Regions from separate parts of the Homo sapiens genome. Here region 1 is linked to region 2. The links are chromatin contacts, found by Hi-C or POLR2A ChIA-PET in ENCODE. All regions are on one chromosome and are shown on one strand. Each heading gives the region's core, a stretch centred on a gene start or an enhancer-like site at or near the end of the contact. The rest is flanking DNA. Distances are from core to core; before and after follow the strand shown. Region 1 has its middle 42 kb from the start of LINC01814. Region 2 has its middle 17 kb from the start of LINC01871.

Region 1 (6,514 bases), core at 3,362-5,861, 840 kb after region 2:
GGGGTCTGAGCTCTGCAGGACATCCTGGCTGAGATGGGGTGGAGGCAGGTCTCTCTGGGCCCAAGAGCTCCAGGGATGGGCCTATGCCAAGTGGAGCGACCCAGGCCCATCTGCTTGCCCCAGACCTCTTCCTTTCCCGTGTGGGAAAGCGGCTTCTTGGTGGGACACCCAAACCACTGCTCCTTTGAACAGACTAGGAGACGCAGACAGAAACAGAGATCTCCCAAACAGCCCCAGCTCAAGAGCTGTTCAGCTGGACCCAGGAAGCCAGACCCAGTTATTCTGAGGGCCTTGGGGGTTAGAAGTCTGTGTCCTTCATCGGGCCCTGATTAGCCAGGCCCACAGGTGCTTCCTGGGGTGACTTCCAGCCCAGACGCCCCAGTGTGGAGTGGCCCCAAGACCGCTGCACTTCTCCCTAAGGGAGAGGAGGATGTGGGAGCTGGCCAAGTGCCCAGCCCTGGAATTCAGAGTGGGGACATCTCGAACCACCTACTGGAAAGGTGGCCACGTGCAGGGACCTATATTCTGGTGCAGGTGTCAAGCAGCAAAGAGCCTGGGACCGTGGGCCATGCACTCGGCTTCTCAAGGCTTCGGTTTACTTGACTATGAAGAAAATGGCTGCCCCACTGCCCAGTCCCAGGAACCTCCCAGATCCAGACCCCGAGGCTACCGCTGCCCCTTCTTATCTCGCTGTCACCTGTCTTCCCTCCAGGAGTTGCCCTGCACTTCACTCGGACCATTTCCCCAAGATTGCTCAGGACAAAGTCCAGACCAGGCAGCACCCAGCATCCAGAGCTTCTCCAAGCAGAGCTTCATCCTCCTCTAACCAGACCCTCCCAGGCCAGCAGGCACGAGCTCTTGGCGGCATTCTATTAGAGCAGAGAGGAAAAGAGACCCAGTGGGTCAGGAGACTGCCCTGGACCCAGGCAAGGACAGAGGCCAGAAGCCCATTCCTCTCTGGGCCAAAGCCCCGACCCCACTTGGGGGGTCCCAGCCTCCCATGTCATCCCCAACCACACTGGGGGATCCCAGCCTCCTGTGTCATCCCCAACCCCACTAGGGATCCAGCCTCCTGTCTCATCCCCAACCCCAGTGGGACACCCCAGCCTCCCGTGTCATCCCCGTCCTCGCTGCAGGGCCCCAGCCCCCCATATCATCCCTGGCCCCACTGGGGGACCCCAGCCTCCTGTGTCATCCCTGTCCTCACCCCGGGGCCCCAGCCTCCCGTGTTATGGACCCCTTCCTTTCTAGGAAACAAGGCGTGGGCCGCAGAGTTCGAGTTGGTCCTGAATTTCCTGTTTCTTTAAGCTGAGACATTTTACACACATGGGCACACTCCCCAGCTGCCACTTCTGACCTAGCCCAGAGAATTTCATGCAGCAGCAATTTCAGTAACAGGAAAAACCAGACCCAGGGAGCTATCTGCATGTCACAAGCCAGTCGCCTGGGGCAGGAATAGGACAGGCTGCCAGGCTCTCCCTCCCTGTCTCTATTTCCTTTCTCACGGCCACTGCTCCCTCCTGAAGGTGGCAGCAAGGGCAGGAGGATCCTTGAGACAGCTGGCTTCCCACCCTTCCCTGGGGCCTCCAGGACCACTGTCCCCTCCCCATACCCTCCTACCCACCGTGGAACAACCCTGGCTGCTGTACACACAAGCGGGGACCCTCGCAATTGCCTTCAGTTGGGCTGTGCTGAGCCCTCCTTCCCAGAGACCCTTCTCATCAGCTCCACTCCACTTTCAGCCTGAAATGGTGTCTCTACCATCGCCAAGCTCTGTGGCAGCCCTCCCTGCAGTCAGCCTGCCTCATGCAGGGTTTTCTGAAACAGGAATTCCAGGCTTCTTTGCTGGGGAGGTCAATGGACAGGAGTCTGGCCATGAAGTGGGACCAAGGAGGATGTGCCTCTGCTCCCCAAAAGTGAGAGAGGCACTCTGGCTGGCCTACAGGATGACCAGGAACAGGCCTCAGGGTTCCCCATGACCCTGACTCTGAGCCTGTGGATGAAGGGAATCCGTCATCAGGGGAACAAGGAGGTTGAGGAAGGCCTCCCAGAGAGGCTGATCACAGAGCTGGGTTCTGAAGGATGAAGAGGAGTTTGCAGAGCCAATCAGAGGAAAGGGCATGCAAAGGGAGGCTCTGAGACTTGGGAAGAGCCCAGCCCCACTGGGGAGCCTGAAGCTGCTCTGTGCTGCTGCCACATGCCCTTCAGAAGGGCAAGGGGAGGCAGGTGATGGAAAGAGCCCTGGTGTCTTCCCGTAGGGGCTCTTAGTGGGAATTAGGCAAGACCAGTGGCAGAATCCAACTTGTGGGTTAGGAAAAGACCCTGGGAGGCTGTGCAGAAGCCAGCCCAGGGCTGTGGGAGCCAAGAAAAATTCTACCTTGAAAGTGGGGAGTGCTGGTCATAAGAGACTTTCTTCTAATGTGAGCATTTCCTCTATGAAAGAGAATGGAGGGACATTTACAGACACTGTCAGATGAATTCTCAGAAAACCTTGGGGAGGAAATTGGAAAGCCCTGCCTGCCCCAGGCATGGCAGGCATACCAGGTTCCTGGCTAGTGAAGTGGTTTGCTCAGGAGTTTTTGCAGAACCAGAAAACTTAGATGGAGCCCCATTTTAGAGATGAGGAAACCGAGATAGAGGATGCTTCGGATGACAGTACTTTGGTGCCTGTGCCACGAATAGCACCCGGATCACCCTGGACCACCTGCCTTTGATGTGGCACGGCAGCTGCATACATTTTCCTGTGCAGGCACTTGGGTGGCCTGAGTTGCCTCCAAATTTGGACATCTGGCTGCTTCTTGGTGCCCCCACCTGAAACCCAATCCACCTCTTCCGAAGCCAGCAGATAGTGAATTGCTCAGTAAGAAAAAGGTCTGTGCAAAACAGGAGACTAGAAAGAAACCTCAGTGCCTCCAGGAACCTCACGTGAGCTCCGTTTGACTCTGCAGAAGCAAGTTCCTTGCTTTTAGAGGAGTGACTGTGGCTGGGCATCATCCAGACCTATGTGCAATTATTGGTCGAAGGCGTCTCTCCCGCTAGACGGAAGCGCTCAGAGAACCAGGCAGTGGAAGGTGCATGACTGGGAGGAATGAAGGATGGCCATCCTGAAGTGGAAGGTGTGTGACTGAGAGGAATGAAGGATGGCCGTCCTGAGGCTGCGCTCGAATGGAGGCTTATTTAACATGGAGCCTCGTGCAAAACACCCCGGAGCAGGCCCCTATAGGATTGAGATCGCTCCCTGTGATCTGCTGCTTCCCTCTCCAGTGGTTTTTATCTTTGAACAGAGCAAATCCTGGCTCCACTCAGACCTGCTCCGTGAGAGCCGAATGCAGTCACTGCACCTGGTCGGGGCTGAGGAGCTTCTCAGCCATTCCAACAAGGCCTGGTCATCGAAAAGCCATGATTTTCTTGCATTCTGGGCCTTGTGACTTCTTGAGACGGGAAAAATGAAGCGCTGTTCCACGATTTTGTTCTCAATCTAAAGGACCATTGCTTTGGAAAGTGGTCAGATTCTGCTTTTGGTTGATTTTAGGATCCAAAACTATGGCGATGGGAAAAAGGAAATGCATTTTAGGATTTCAGGTATTGTCTAAAATTTGCACATGATTATATCCTGCAATCTTAATGGTTCATGCGTCTCATGCTCAACCAAGAGCCTCTGCTGGCCTAAATGATCAAAGCATTTCCAGGAATTATTCAAGAAAAAAAAATCTGCTCCCGTCACTCACCGGCTGAAACCCCCTCAGTGGCTCCCACTGCCCTCAGATGCAGTCACCCTCCTTACTGAGCTTAGTGAGGGCTGCACTAAGCACTTTGCATTATTCTCTCATTGAAGTATCACAACAATCACAAAAGGAACTATCATTAAACCCATTGCATGGATGAGAAAACTGATCCTTAGAGAGGTCAGGGACTGGTTCAAGCTGACTGTGCTGTACAGTGTCAGAGCAGGGATGACCCCAAACCCACCAAGGCCATTCTTAGCACCCGCAATCTCCATGACCATCTCCTAACTCTCTCCCTCCCCCTCATCTATTTCCTACCCATGGATGAAACTGTTTGTGTCTCACCTACTACTACAGTGAGCCCCTTCTGCTTACCTCCCTGGGCCCCAGGCTGGCCCCACTGGGTGCTCCTGGCAGCAAAGTCCATGTCTGATTAGGGAACTTCTTATTAGGAGGCTTCCTTGTTTGCTTTACCCACCTTCTCCAGACTGGGACCCCTGGAGACAGAGCCCTTAGCTCCCGAGGCCAGGTGGTCCCTTGCTGTGCCCAGCACAGATCCTGGTGCCTGGGAGGAAGGCAGTAAATCTGTGTGAAGTGGGTCATTTCATTCTGCATTGGAGGATCATTTTCATGCTCCATAACCCACGGCTATCAATAAAATTAATATTAGCTTCCAGTAAAGTCTAGAGAGGTGCTTCTCACACTAGAGTAGGCAACAGGGCCACCCGGAGAGTCAGGTAAAACTCGGAGGCGCTGGCTCCAGAGGCCCAGACAGGTGAGGCTGTGTGGCTGGTCCTGCCCCCGCCTCTGAGGGGCACTGCTCGGCAGCCAGCAGCCCACCCCTGAGTGCAACACTCAGCAACCAAAGGCACCTGGCTGGGCGATGACTGACAGTGAGGCAGCTCCAAAACTCCCTTCCACAGCATTTACAAAACAGACACAAAGTTTTCTATTTGGAGGAGTCATTTGCTGCAATGGGGGTTTTCCCTTCGTTTTTGGAAATGCCATGAAATAAAATGTTAAGTGTGACTCCAGTATCCTAATCTGAGGCACAGACAACTCACCGCAGTTACACCTCAGAGAAAACATGGGGCTCCCCGGGAGAGGGGCCTCACTCAGCCTGGAGTTATGTTCTGACTTCTCAAAACATGAAACCATTTATATTGGCTCTGGCACATTCAAAAAAAAAAAATTCCCTTATGTCACATGCACGCGCGCGTGCACAGAGATCAGCTTTCGGTTCACAATGAGTGTGCCCCTGGGTCTTTTCTGTGTCTCACTCATTGAAGCCTGGGGGACCAGGCCCTGGGGGACCGACGGGGTGCCTCCGTCTGTGCTCCTTGTCCCTGTTGGCCAGAGCTGGTGAATCACCCGGCCCCAGCAGCCTGCGTCCTTTCCCAATTACCGTAGCTGTCAGAGCTGACTAAAAAACCAGTAGCAGCTGGCAGGAAATGGGTAAGAAAACTGACCACAGATAAACTGTAGGACTCTACAGAGCAGTGGCAGATAGACTCGGGGACAGGAAGTGGAGCTGTTAAGACTCGGCCCTCGCCTGCTCCCGGGCACCTCAGGGCCATCGAAGGGCGCGTGCACCTGAGATGCTGCGGTGCTCGCGTCACGCAATGACCCCGCAGCAGGCACCAGCCACGGCCCCCGAAGGGAAAGAAGCAGTCAGGAGTGGCGGAGAAGCACCCCCAAAAGCCCAGGCCTTTGAGACTCCTGCAAAGGCAGTGGTTCTGCTAGTCCAGGGGTGATGGAATCGCAGCCGGCAGAGCCTGCGCTGTTGAGGTCAAATGACCTGCTGGCCGTGCATTGCCTCACCCGGCTCCCTGAAGCCAAAATGACCAGCTCTCAGGCAGGGAGAGGCCACCACACATTGAGAACAGTGCTGGTGTTGAGGTGGGGAGGCGCTTCTCTGTGGAGTTACAGGTCCAGCGTTTTCAATACTCCCACCGCGTTTCAGCCAATGCCAAGGGCGGGCCCTTCAGAATCCCTAGTGAGGAGAAAGTATCAGCCAGGTGGCATGCTGGATCCTTCCATGCATCATCCCACTCCTGTTCACATACCCTAGGAGGCAGCTAAGACTATCCCCATTTTACGGATGTGCAAAGGGAGGCTCAGGATTAAATAGGCCTGGCCCTGGGTTCCACCACCTATCCACCTATGAGGGGCAGAGCCCAGATTCAAAGTCTGACTGGGGTCTCTGCCCCGACGACCTCTGCTCACAGCGTGCCGCTAGGTGCTGAGATGGGAAGAGGAGAGAAGGGGTCAGAGGAGAGAGGGGGAGTGAGCACAGTGGAGGAGGCTTGCCTGGGCCCTGATGCTTCACCCAGAAAGAAAATGGGGTGGTCAGTGTTTAATCGCATCTTCCCAGTGGCCCAAGCTGCATGTCCACCCAGGACACCATCCCAAGCAGCCCAGCAAGGGGGACCCACCCTCTCTGCACCAAGGCAGACCCAAGGTGCTTCCAGGGGCAGCCAGAACAGGGTGGCTTCTGTGTGGCCTGCTGTGGGACAAGCTGCTGTGACAAGAAGCAGCATCTGCTATTGAACTTGTGACCCAGGCCTTGGTCCCTCACAGGGAGCAGGGCACAGCTGGGACAGAGGGTGAGGGTCCCCTTCCCATCTCTCGGAGGTGGCAGAGTGCACCTGCTCCACGGAGCGTGCGCAGCCCCCTCTGCTGGCGCCCGGTCCAGCTCTCGGGTGAGCTAGACGGGAGTTCAGCTGGGCGTGACTCACCCCTGTTCCTGGAACTGTCTGAAGGCGGGGAGGATGCTGTGGGTAGGCTCT
Region 2 (6,737 bases), core at 628-3,127:
AAACATTTGATGTTTTTGAGTAATGTGCAGGAAATTAATGAATATAAACTTATTTTTGTATTTTATGCTGCTTATTTAAATATTTAGAATATGGTTTTAATTACCATGAAACTTTACTAAACATCCACCTGTCAGTAAAGAAACTGATTATTTTTTGTAGATTTGCATTCTCCTGAAAAAGAAACAGGTGTGAAAACCTGCAGGTATTTATCCACCAACAAAAAATAAAGGATATCTGTGAAATGTGGAGGAAGAAGTAAACACGAATATAATCTTAAAATTGCAAAATCTCAGTATGTGATTCCAAACTCCAAGAACAAAAAGATTCCATGGAAGAAGGGAAATGCCTTCTTATCCTTGTGGAACCGTTCTCAAATACCAGGAATCTCATTCAGTTGTATCTATCTATCTATCTATCTATCTATCTATCTATCTATCTATCAATCTAGTTATAGTTTTTGATCCCTACAACAATCTTCCATGATGATTTATGGTAATATATTCTAATTTTATTGATGTAAGAATTATGGTTAAATTAAGAACCCAGGTGGAAGTTTCCTTTGAGCCTAAAAGTTCATCAGCCTGGGAAAAACAGCAAGACTTCCACTCTAAAAAAAAAAAATTTAAAGATTAATTTTTTAATTAATTTCTTAATTACAGGTTGCATGTGCCTGTAGTATCTGCTACTTGGGGGCTGAGGCAAGAAGATGGCTTGACCCCAGGAGGTCAAAGCTACAGTGAGCCCCGATGGCACCACAGCACTTCAGCCTGGGGGATGGAGTGAAGAACTAAGGTTAAGCAATTTTCCCAAGATCTTAATGATCATAAATGGAATTTCCTTATTTGCTATTAAATGTCTGTGAATCTGCTGCCATCTTCTCTATTACTCCCCATATTGGTCAATTTATATCTTTCTTCCTTTTTTCTTAGTCATTCTTGCTAGAGGTTTATCAATTCCATTGGCCTTTTCAAACCACAGGTTTTGGGTATTATTGATTTTTCTCTACTGGGTTTCTGTTGTTCTTTTTAATTTCATTGATTTCTGCTCCTTTTCATTTCCTCCCTTCGGCCTGCTTTGTGTTTATATTGCTCTTTCATTTCTGGTTTCTTTGATTGACTTGAGCCCTTGCTTTTTTCTTTCCTTTTTTTTTTTTTTTGAGACGGAGTCTCGCTCTGTCTCCCTGGCTGGACTGCAGTGGCGCGATCTCAGCTCACTGCAAGCTCCACCTCCCGGGTTCACGCCATTCTCCTGCCTCAGCCTCCCGAGTAGCTGGGACTACAGGCACCCGCCATCAGGCCCGGCTAATTTTTTGTATTTTTAGTAGAGACGAGGTTTCATCGTGTTAGCCAGGATGGTCTCGATCTCCTGACCTGGTGATCTGCCCACCTCGGCCTCCCAAAGGGCTGGGATTACAGCCGTGAGCCACCGCGCCCGGCCTGAGCCCTTGCTTTTTTCTAATGGAAGCATTAATGCTACAATTTCTCTCTAAATTGCATTCAGTGGGAGAGAGAAGAAGGTGTGAGCCTGCTCCATCTTGTACAGAACCAGAGCCCTAGAGGTTAGGTTAAGTGAAGCATTAAGCAGCATGGAATAATCCTGAGCTTTGGAATCAAATTGGCTTGGGTTCCATTCACTATCTACCTGACCAACTGTGTGTCTTCGGAAAAGCTCTTAGAAGCCTCATTTTCTTGATTACAGTTGTTATAAAATGAGACAAAAATTCTTATTTCTGGTGTTTCCATGAGAATGCATATAAGAGAATGTAGAAAGGCTATACATAATTGCTTGATAGATTTTTTTTTATTGTTCTTTCCCTTATAGTCTTGATTGTTTCCATAGTTCAGGTCACAGAGGTTTGACTGTCCATACACATCACCATGACTCACAACAAATCTCGGCTTCTTCACCCCTCGCATCTTGACCTCTGCTACTTGCCTACTTATTTAATATTCAAATGTGCTCAGCAATTATTAATCACCTATTCCATGCCAGGTATTGTGCTAAGTTTTTCCTCATATATTAGTTTTGAATGTCAAATATATTATTGTGGAGGAAGTTATCATCCAACTTTTCCTTACAAATAAAAAAAAAAGACAAGTCCTTGCCAAGTTTACACAATTTGTATGGTATGAAGCTAAGATTCAAACCCATGGCAGCTTGGCTGTAATTCTGTGCTTTTCTTAATACACTACAGCTGCTCCTCATTTTCACCCTTTACCTGTCTGGCTTTCTCAGTATCAGTCTATTGACATGCTCTAATAGCTTAAAGGTCTCAGACCCAGGATTGCTGACTCTAGCCTGGACATCTGTCTCCCTTTACCATTTCAGCTGTGGCCCTGGGGCTCCCACCGCCTACTATCCGGACATCAAAGTGTGAAACACCAGAAGCATGGCAGGCCCAGTGAATTCAAGGTAGTGTTTAATTAAACATGCACCCACTACTTAGGAAAGTATATACTTTTTGAATTCCTAAAAGCAAACCTTTTCAATGTATTAAAATTAGAGATTTGTATTCATAGCTGAATGGAGAATTGCTTCTTACTATCACCATTTCCATTTCCAGTCAAGGACAAATCTGCTTTTCCTAAAACATAATGTCAGTTCCTATCATTCCTATGTGCACTGTGGGTCTATCACAGATACATATCCTTCATCATAATGCTTTTCTAAGTAATGAGTCTATAAGCCCCTCTACTCTCCTTCTCCTCAAAGTTTCCCTGAGCCAGGACAGACTTAAGAATGAATCATGCTCTACTCATCCCACTGGCATTTTAGTTCCACTCTGCCCACCCCTGCAGGCTCTTTACCTTCATTAAAGTCAGGATGTCTTAACTAACAAGAAATAAGTAGAGCCAGGGCAAAAGATGAGTAGAGCCAGAGCTATTTCCACGTGAATCAGAAACAAGTGTAGATAGGGAAGATCTAGAGATGGGGGCGGGGTTGGGTAGGAGCAGTACTAGAGGCAGAAGGAAGAGATGGGAAGGGAGATAGATTGAGGGAGGCATCACAGACAGAAGAGAAGACCCTCAGCTGAACTCTGGGGTCCCTATTCTTCAGTCAGCAGCTTGGCTTAGAGCAAGACACTCATCTTCTCTGGTGGCCCCTTTCCTCCTTTTTAATTAAGGGTTTGGGATTAGATGACCAGAGGGTTACATATGGTCCTTACATCCCAGGCTGTTCTGAAAATAGCACAGCTTTACACATTTGCAAGTATAGTAAGAAGTCCCTCTTTCTTTCCACACTGACTATTGTACAAAAATTAAATTGAAATTTGGTTGCTGAGAACCTAAGCCACATTTTCTTTCAGTAACATCAACATTCTACATGATGCTTAACATGTCGACTAAACCCTGGTGAACCCATGATGGACTTGAACTGTACTAGAATGACATACAGCTCCCAGGAGAAGAAAGGGAGAGAGGGTGAGAACCAGTTTCCTGAAATATTGCTGAGCATGGAGTATCTTCCTATCTACCCTACTAGCCCTTTCTTCATGGCCCCATAGCCCACTAATAGTGATTTCAGTAAGCCCCATTTCTCAAGAAGTCGTGGGCTACAACATCAGCATCCAATTAATTCCCTCATCAAAATTTCTGGGTGGGTGTGGTGGCTCATGCCTGTAAGCCCAGCACTTTGGGAAGCCCAGGCAGGTGGATCACCTGAGGTCAGGAGTTCGAGACCAACCTGGCCAACATGGCGAAACCTCGTCTCTGCTAAAAATACAAAAATTAGCCAGGCATGATGGAACTTGCCTGTAGTCCCAGCTACTTGGGAGGCTGAGGCAGGAGAATTGCTTGAACCTGGGAGGCAGAGGTTGCAGTGAGCCAAGATCGTGCCCCTGCACTCCAGGCTGGGTGACAGAGTGAGACTGTCTCAAAAAAAGAAGAAAAAATATTTCCTAGGAACCTCCCCTTAGCCCCACCTTCTTATGCTAAACAGCAGGAGGAAAATGAGTAGTGCACTAGTAAGTTAAGTGACTGATAGACCTTAATCTTCCTTCCTTGCTGTTTAATTTTAATGAAGATTAATACTGAGCTAATATTTAATGGGATAAGGGTTTTATATATAGAATAAACAGATTTGGCTGTGGAGAGAAGAGGTATTTGAGGCATGTAATTATGTTTGTCAGAAAACCAGATTCACCTAAGAAAAGCCCCAGATCAGCACTCTGAGATTTGTTTACTCCCTGCTTCAACCCCATACCCACAAGGTTATTAAAAGTTCTAAATATTCACCTTCTTGTATCAAAATACAGGAGTTCCAGAAAGAGTGATAGCTGGAAGAGCCACTCTCAAGTAGGTTTGAAATATTATATATCTTGAAAGAATAATCATAAATGATGGGCCACACAGCACTGTCCTCCACTCAACGTACAGGCATTTTAGGCCAAGGCAAACTGGCCTTTCTCTCCCAGGCTCTTTTTCCCCATCATACGCACAGTAAGAGGACATACATGAAGGTGCAGTGTTATGGACTGACTATCTGGGCTCTTCCAAAATGTATATGTTGAAGCTCTAACACCCAGTGTGATGGTGTTTAGAGGTGGGACCTTTGGCAGGTACTTAGGGTTAGATGACATCACGAGGGTGGGGCTCTCTTGATGGGATTTTTATCCTTATAAGAAAAGGAAGAGAGACCAGAGCACTTTCTCTCTCTCTCCCTGTCTGCCATATGAGAACAGTCAGAAGGCAGCCACCTGCAAGCCAGGAAAAGAGCCCTCACCAGGAACAGAATCTGCCAGCACCTTGTTCTTGGACTTCCAGCTTCCAGAACTGTGAAAAATAAATGTCTCTTGTCTACAGTATTTTCTTCTAGCAGCCTGAGCAGAATAAGACATGTGCCATTCAGCAGGAGGCTAAGGTTCATGCTCCCACAGAGCCAACAACAGAGTCGTCTTCAAGTAGAAACATCCCCAAAGTTCATGGTATCCCCATGGTAGAGACAGCTTTCTTTGTGGCCTGACTCAGCTGCTTGGGTTGAGTCACTCAGCTCAGCTGGTAGGGACAGAAGCATCTCTGTAGGTGAGATGGGCAGGGGTGGAAGAGCTGTGAGTTCCGCTCACTGGAATCCAGCCGAACACCCACATATCTCAGCCTGGAAAGGCCTGCAGCTCCCATGGCTCCCACATGGAAAACAGCTGCTTCCTCTTCCTCCTCCTCCTTGACGTTTCTCTGTCTCCTTATCTTGCCTCGTAGCATCTGTGCCACAAGCTTCTCTCTCCAAATGACCTCTGTACAAAACACAACCTCTGCAACTTTCCCAAAAGATCTCATATGGGGGCCACAGCCCCTTGGTTCTCTAAGGGTTCACTTAAAAAATCACTGACATGAGGCAGATTGATTAACAGGAGAAAAGGCATACACATTTATTCTATGTGTATACACAGGAGCCTTCAGAATGAAGACCCAGAAGCTTATACACCACCTTAGGGTTACAAAATAATGGGGGCTTGGATCCTGGTAAAACAAGTTAAGGGAGGTGGGAAAAGAAGAATTGAATTATATTGAAGGGCAATACACAGTTGCTAAGGAGAATGATTGGATCCTAGAAGCAGAGATTAACTTGTAAATAGTTGCGTTTTTTTTTGTTTTTTTTTTGTTTTTTGTTTTTTGTTTTTGAGATGGAGTTGGAGTGCAATGGTGCTATCTCAGCTCTCTGTAACCTCTGCCTCCTGGGTTCAAGCTATTCTCCTGCCTCAGCCTCCCAAGTAGCTGGGATTACAGGCACCCACCACCACACCTGGCTAATTTTTTTGTATTTTTAGTAGAGACAGGGTTTCACCATATTGGCCAGGTTGGTCTCAAACTCCTAACCTCAAGTGATCCACCTGCCTCACCCTCCCAAAGTGCTAGGATTACAGGTGTGAGCCACCACACCCAATTTGTAAATAGTTATTTTTGTAATATGAGTGATCCTTGGAGACAGTGATTATGCTTGTAAAGGGTCTTCTCAGGTGTGCTTACATCTTGGTCTTCTTTGCAATAGATAATGAGATAACAGGGAGGAGAAGAAAAAACAATCCTTCTCCTTGGTGGGTCTGGATCCTAGACAGATAAAGGAATATCACCTTCTTTGGGAGAGACAGTTGGGTGGGGGTGGGGTCAGAGAGACCTTGAGGCTTCTTCAATTTAGCATGTCAAAATGCTATATTTTGAGGTATCAGTTTCTGAGCTGCAACACTGGGCTGTCTGTCTCCCATTGCTGAGAATAAACAGAGCATATCTCATGGTTGCTAACCCCTGCCCTCAGGCTGCCCTTTTCCTTCCAGCTATGTATCCACACCCTATGCTGCACTCCCACAGCACTTGGGAGGAGAACTGAGTTTCAGAATGATGACTGGCAGGGTGAAGCTGTTATGATCTGATGTTTGTGTTTCCCCAAAATGCCTAGGTTGAACTCCCAACTCTCACTGAGATGATATTAGGAGATGGGGCCTTTGGGAGGTGATTAGATCAGGAAGATAGAGCTCTTGTGTTGGGATTAGTGCCCTTATAAGGAGAGACAACAGAAAGTTTGCTTCTCTCTCTCTGCGATCTCCACCCTCCACCTGCAAACCAGGAAGTGGGTCCTCCCCAGACCCTGAATGTGCCATCACCTTGATCTTGGACTTCCCAGCCTCCAGAACTGTGAGAAACTAATGTTTGTTATTTAAGCCACGCAGTCTGGGTATTCCGTTACCACAGTCTGAGCTAACTAAGAAATGAACTAAAGGGAGAAAAGCAAAGTCTCCCAGTTC

What was found. Hi-C counts contacts between places; a loop is a spot of excess contacts on that map. ChIA-PET counts read pairs that join two places held with the same protein, here RNA polymerase II (POLR2A). Pooled maps may share reads with other maps.
Region 1: a loop to region 2 is called in a map with no recorded cell type, with 2.2 times the contacts of the local background. The contact joins two enhancer-like sites. A Hi-C loop is called at or near these places in 1 of 37 single-sample maps with no recorded cell type and 1 of 50 pooled maps. POLR2A ChIA-PET finds 5 or more read pairs at or near these places in 1 of 52 experiments (common myeloid progenitor, CD34-positive).

Annotation. Positions count from the first base shown.
Region 1 is chr2:8,538,685-8,545,198 of GRCh38, forward strand. No RefSeq gene overlaps it. Among named protein-coding and RNA genes, the nearest start is that of LINC01814, 42 kb to the right of the region's middle. RefSeq lists enhancers at 4,710-4,759, 4,770-5,059, 5,034-5,540, 5,541-6,047, 5,710-5,769 and 2 more and a silencer at 6,275-6,514. Within about 2 kb of position 4,612, at least 27 of the 41 ENCODE cell types and tissues checked have a DNase peak (open chromatin) inside an H3K27ac peak, as active enhancers do.
Region 2 is chr2:7,705,099-7,711,835 of GRCh38, forward strand. No RefSeq gene overlaps it. Among named protein-coding and RNA genes, the nearest start is that of LINC01871, 17 kb to the right of the region's middle. Within about 2 kb of position 1,878, at least 2 of the 41 ENCODE cell types and tissues checked have a DNase peak (open chromatin) inside an H3K27ac peak, as active enhancers do.